2 separate regions of the Homo sapiens genome follow, and region 1 is linked to region 2. A link is a contact called in ENCODE Hi-C or POLR2A ChIA-PET data. All regions are on one chromosome and are shown on one strand. Each heading gives the region's core, a stretch centred on a gene start or an enhancer-like site at or near the end of the contact. The rest is flanking DNA. Distances are from core to core; before and after follow the strand shown.

Region 1 (2,895 bases), core at 30-2,529, 470 kb after region 2:
CGACTTGAGTCCGCGGAGGCAGGTGGCTGCGAGCAGGAAGCCACAGCCGGTAGGGGGTGTCCGGAACTCTCCAGCCAGGCTGCAGGCGGCCCCCAGGCAGAGCGGACCCATGGCGGCCAACTGAAGTGGGTGGTGGCGGCGGCCCAGCAGCAGCGCCGACAGGGCCAGGGTGAACAGAGGTGTGGTGGTAGTAACCAGTTGTGCCAGGTCCAGGGGCACAGCCCTTAGGCCCACGTTGCCGCAGGCCATGGACGTGCCAAAGGTGAGACTGAGCAGTAGGACTCGGCAGCGAGTGCCGCCTGGCATGGGGCGCCGTGCCCCCCGGTGGCATGCCAGGGCTGCCACCAGCATGTGCAGGGCCGACAGCAGCAGGGGCCGCCCAAAGCCGTGCACTGTGAAGATCCACTTGTTGAGGCTTGACATGCTGGCTCCCGCCAGCAGCCACACCAGTGCTGCCATGGCCACTCGGGCCCGGCCAGGCTGCCGGAGGGCCTGAGGGCTGCCAGGGGGCCACTCGGGGGGCCCAGCCGCCTGAGCACCACCAGCTGCTGCTCCTACTTCGGCTGAGGTCATCCTGCCATCATGGTGCTCCGGCGGGCAGCGGCACATCCGCACCAGTGAGGCTAGGGCAGGAGGCGGGCTCCCCAGTGACGACCTCTGGGCCACCAGAGAGTTCCGCTTGGGGCCAGGCTAGATCCTGGTTCCTCCGACCCCGTGTCCCGTTTCAGACAGGTGAGGACACTGCTTACTTGTGCCAGGCCTGTGCCAGCGATGTCTAGAAGCTAAGCTGTGTTTCCAGCTCAGACAGGGCAGAGCCAAGGTCGCGGCTGCTAGGATGCCAGGGTCTCCGATGCTCAAGCGTGGGCTCCAGGCACCTCTGCCCCGTGCCAGGTGGTCTCCACTTTCCTCCTCGCCTAGTGCCCACGTTATGCTTTTAGATGAAATCCTCGTTCCTTTTTTCTCTTCAGTCCCCAGGTCATTAGGGTGCGCGCAGATCCAGACCCTGGGAACTCCTGCGTGCTCTGGCCGTGACCAGGCCTGGCAGGGGGGCGATCTGGGCTCCGCGCCTGGCGGTGCCCGGCCCGGGGGGTCGCGGGCTCGCTGCCTCCCACAGCGCCCGGGCAGTGAGCTGACACCACGGCCCGTCCTCCGGCCGGTGCCTGGCGGCGAGCTAGGCGCGGATCCAGCAGGGCCTGCGCTCCAACTCCTGCTCTCTGAGGCTTTGGCTGCGGCTCTGGCTGCGGCTGTGACTCCGGCTGCGGCTCCTGCTGCGACTCACGCCCGGCTCCAGCTCAGGCCCGGCACGGCGGGCGCGGCGGTGCGCTCTTGACTCCGCCTCCGCCTCTGCCTCCCCCGCCGCCGCCCGCTCCCTACACGGAAAATTGGGCTGAGCACCCCAGCCAAGCCCCGCCCCAGGCCAAGCCCCGCCCCCGGACCGGGAGGGCGGTCTTGCCCCGCCCCAACGCCTCCCGCTCACAGCCCCTCCCCCATCGGCCTGGCATTTCCCCCATCAGCCCTCCTCCGCCCGGGGCCTGCGCATCTGCCCAGTAGACCCCCCCACGAGCTGGCGTGGTCAGCCTCTCTTCGCCGCCAGGGGGGACCAAGTCGCTCCCCACCCAGCGCCAAGGCGAGCCCTCCATGGAGATGAACGCGCATTGCTGGAGACACTGGGGTATCCCGCACAGCCGCCCAGGCTATCTTCAAGAAGCAGGGTAGTGAGGAGGGGCCCACAGCCCCCATCCTAGGACCAGTCTTACGCCCACCTGATCTCTGGCCACAATTATCTCGTGGGACCTCAGCATCCAGCAGAGCTGGATTACGGGGTCCCTTAAGGCACCTCCATCGCCCCTCCGTAGCCCCAGCATCCTCCCCAGCCTCCCAGTCCAGGGCGGCGCCCCCTGGGGACCCTCAGAGGGAAGCTGAATCACCAGGCAGGGATACCCACAGCTGCGGAAGTAGGTACCGCCGGCCGGCATCCTTCCCCGGCCAGCAGCCTCTGTCCGGTCCCCTGAGCACTCGAAGCTGACTCATAGCAGAACTTCCTGGGGTCCACCCTGTGCCCCAGCCCCGGCAAGACAGAGCCCTGGGCTGGGAGGCAGAGCGGTTGCCACTGAGCCCTTGTTCCTGTCTGGGTCTCGGTTTTCCCACCAGAACGACAGACGCTCTCTGAGGTCAGGATTGGGTAAACGGCGCGCCCCAGGGCAGAAGAGGTCCATCCAGATTCCAGGCTAGGCCAGGCCCTGGCCCCTCTGAGCTCTGAAGTCCGGGAGCACGAGGACCAAGGCCCAGCCATGTGCCCAGTATCAGATGTGAGCCTCTTTCCTGTTGTCGGTCTTCCTACTAGGCTCCTGCCCAAGAGGACCCAGCTCACCCCTTGCCTGTTGTCTAACCAGCAAATCCTTGATGACAGCAACCTGTCTTGAGACACAAGATCTCAAAGGGGTACCGCTGAACCCAGCCCGCTGCGCCCTCTGGTGGCCAGGCGCTGAATATAGCCCTCAATCCCCATCCCAATCACAGGACGCGGGTTTAAAATCCCCAGCCTCAAAGGAGGCCTGCTGAATCAGAGGCTCTCTGTCACGGGTGGGCCTGGGAATTTACATGGTCACATTTGCCTCTGTAAGTCCGACGCCCGCTGGAGCCTGCAGATCTCTGCTGAATAGCCTAAGCTACAGCGCAGGGGGTGCAGATAGGGAAATTTCCAGGCCAAGGACCAAAAAATGGTGGCATTTAGTGTTTCTCCAGAAAGGGTTGTGGAAAGGAAACTAAGCCAGCCAAAGCGGATGGCCCCTCTCCCGCACCCCCTTGCCATTTCCTGAGGAAGAGAAATCTGGGACCCCTAAGGGTTATAATTATCTTTGATATTTTGTCAGGTTTTTTTGTTTGTTTGTTTTC
Region 2 (2,934 bases), core at 392-2,891:
CTGAGGCAGAAGAATCGCTTGAACCTGGGAGGTGGAGGTTGCAGTGAGCTGAGATCGTGCCACTGCACTCCAGCCTGGCTGACAGAGCAAGACTCTGTCTCAAAAAAACAAACAAACAAAAAAACAAAAAAAAATGGGCCAGGCGCAGTGGCTCACACCTGTTATCCCAGCACTTTGGGAGGCTGAGACGGGCGGATCATGAGATCAGGAGATCAAGAACATCCTGGCTAACACAGTGAAACCCCATCTCTACTAAAAATACAAAAAAATTAGCTGGGCGTGGTGGCGCGTGCCTGTAGTCCCAGCTACTCGGGAGGCTGAGGCAGGAGAATTGCTTGAACCCGGGAGGCGGAGGTTGCAGTGAGCCGAGATCAGGCCACTGAACTCCAGCCTGGGCAACAGAGCGAGACTCCGTCTCAAAAAAAAAAAGAAAGAAAGAAAGAACAAAGCTAGAGGACCAACACACAACCAGATGTCAAGTCTGACTATAAAGCTATAGTTAATAAGACAGCGTAGTTAGACAAACCCACTGAAGGACTAGAATAGGGTATGATATTCAGAAGTAGACTCCCATATATTTATATGGTTACCTATTTATTTATTTATTTATTTTTGAGACAGTCTCTGTCGCCCAGGCTGGAGTGCAGTGGTAGGATGTCGGCTCATTGCAAACTCTGCCTCCCAGGTTGAAGTGATTCTCCTGCCTCAGCCTCCCAAGTAGCTAGGATTACAGGCGCCCACACCACGCCCAGCTAATTTTTGTATTTTTAGTAGCGATGGGGTTTCACCATGTTGGCCAGGCTGGCCTCGAACTTCTGACCTCAAGTGATCTACCCACCTCGGCCTCCCAAAGTGCTGGGATTACAGGTGTGAGCCACCACGCCCGGCCGTGGTTGCCTATTTATATATAACAGAGGTAACGCGGCAGAGTAGCAATGAAAAAGACAAGATTTTTAATTGAATTGGATAGCCACATTAAAAAAAAAAGTAAATCCTGACTCCATAAATTTAACCCAGCTGATTTAAGACCCTGTTGTGGCCTATCAGCTGTAACCCTCCTTGCATTTTCCCACCTTTGAATAGCAAATTCCTTTCCTCACCCCAGGTCAGAAAGTCTGCTCAGCAGTAGCTGTGGATGGTAAGAAGACACGCTGGTAGGTCTCAGTGGCTCCCAGAAGCCGCACCCCCTCCACCGAACCTCACTCCTCATCTCCCACGCTCCAAAGCGAGGAGTCCTCAGAAAGCCAGTTTCCCTTATTTATTCTTCTTTCTTTCTTTCCTTTTTTTTTCTTGGATGTCCTACCAGTTTCCCTATCTTAAAGTCGCAGGTTCGGCTCAGAAACTCCAGTGTCCCTCAGCGTCTCGCCGGCACCCTCTGCCGGCGTGAGGTGGCGCTGCCTGGCCGCATCCTGGGGGAGCGTCCACATCCTCGGTCGACAAAAGGAGCGTCGACACTCTCGGACCTGGGAAAGTGACGGCCCAAACGCCAGGGAGGAGCCAGGACCTCGCCCTGAGCTAGCGGGAGGTAACGGCGGGGAGTCCTGGGGCGGAGACCGAGCGCTGGGGGCGTGGTCTCCAGCGGGACTGGGCCTCTAGCGGGAGTGGGGGCGGGGGCGGGGGCGGGGCCAGCCTGGGGGCCCAGACGTGGCGCAGCGACTCGGAGGTTCGCCTCCAGCTTGCGCATCATCTGCGGCCGGGTCCCGATGAGCCTCCTGTTGCCTCCGCTGGCGCTGCTGCTGCTTCTCGCGGCGCTTGTGGCCCCAGCCACAGCCGCCACTGCCTACCGGCCGGACTGGAACCGTCTGAGCGGCCTAACCCGCGCCCGGGTAGAGGTGAGTACGCCGGCCTCCAGCCCCGGCACTATCGTTCCCCAACCCTGCGGCCCCATGGGAGCACCGTCCGTCCCGGCCCCAAGACCACCTCGAACCGCGAGTCTCCCTGCTTTCCCCCTGGCGCCGGGACCATCCCTCCTGTTCCCTAGCCCCAGATGGCCCCAGCATCCACCGTGGAAGCCTGAGACACCGACTTTGGGGCCTGGAACTCCGAACCCTTCCCCAGCTCCCCCTACCCGGTCCGACAGCGGACACCCAGACACACTGACGCAGTCTCCTAACTCTTCTCGTGGCCTATGACTCCCAATCCTGTCCCAACTTCCCATCCCCCATCACTTCATGTTTTCCTGGAATTCCCCCCCGACCCGGTTCCAGGGCTGGAGGCTCCAGAAAGTCTCTTTTCCTTCTCCTGGGGGGAAAGAAGACTTTCTGGGTGCCTCCTCCCATATGCAGGATCCGGGGAAGGGGGCCAACTCGGAGGGGCAACCGAGTTGGGAACTTGGTTGCCAACATTTACTCTGCAGCAGCCTCCCATCCTCCCCCAACCAGGAAATTCCCGTTCGGAGTCCCTGTCTTGCTATGTGACTTTGACCATCACAGCCCGCCTCTGAGCTTTTTGTCAGCTCTGTCTGACAAAAGGGTGTAGAATGGTTGGGTGCCGGTGGTGCACGCCTGTAATCCCAGCACTTTGGGAGGCCAAGGCAGGAGGATTGCTTGAGCCCAGGAGTTCAAGACCAGCTTGGGGGACATAGTGAGACCCTGTCTCTAAGAAAAGGGCTGAGGGTAGGATGGAGGAGGGCTGGAGTGGGTGGTCCTGGGGTCTAGACTCCTGCTGGATGGTGGCATCTCCTCAGGGAAGGCAGGGAGGAGCCCTCCCATCCTCCCATGTCAGGGAAGCAACCACATGGTCTGTGGGGCTGGGCCGCAGGTGGCAGGCAGGGTGAGGTCTGCCTGTGTAGAGTAGGGACCAGATGGTAGGTGTCTCCAATGGGGGCCCCCAGGGCCATTCTGAGGTGTTTCCTTCTGCTCTGCCTCCACTGTGAGATTTCAGGGATCAAAGGCCAAGCCCAGGTCTCTACTGCTTAAGAGGAGCAGGGTGATC

The links. A loop is a pair of places that touch in the nucleus more often than their neighbours do. ChIA-PET counts read pairs that join two places held with the same protein, here RNA polymerase II (POLR2A). Pooled maps may share reads with other maps.
Region 1: a map of naive thymus-derived CD4-positive, alpha-beta T cell shows a loop between it and region 2 (10-fold over the local background). The contact joins the promoter of SLC35E4 here to the promoter of SELENOM in region 2. A Hi-C loop is called at or near these places in 1 of 168 maps with a recorded cell type or tissue (naive thymus-derived CD4-positive, alpha-beta T cell) and 14 of 50 pooled maps. POLR2A ChIA-PET finds 5 or more read pairs at or near these places in 3 of 52 experiments (AG04450, CD4-positive, alpha-beta memory T cell and WTC11).

The regions. Positions count from the first base shown.
Region 1 is chr22:30,634,165-30,637,059 of GRCh38, reverse strand. It overlaps SLC35E4 (solute carrier family 35 member E4), which reads right to left and starts at 1,279. Exons shown (of 2, transcript NM_001001479.4): 1 at 1-1,279. The coding sequence starts at 609. RefSeq lists a silencer at 1,072-1,521 and an enhancer at 1,853-2,557.
Region 2 is chr22:31,106,275-31,109,208 of GRCh38, reverse strand. SELENOM (selenoprotein M) reads left to right here and starts at 1,641. Exons shown (of 5, transcript NM_080430.4): 1 at 1,641-1,832. The coding sequence starts at 1,704. LOC105372995 (a long non-coding RNA gene) reads left to right here. Exons shown (of 3, transcript XR_938163.3): 2 at 1,106-1,138; 3 at 1,323-1,573. LOC124905100 (a long non-coding RNA gene) reads right to left here and starts at 1,327. Exons shown (of 2, transcript XR_007068063.1): 1 at 1,101-1,327. RefSeq lists an enhancer at 2,185-2,934.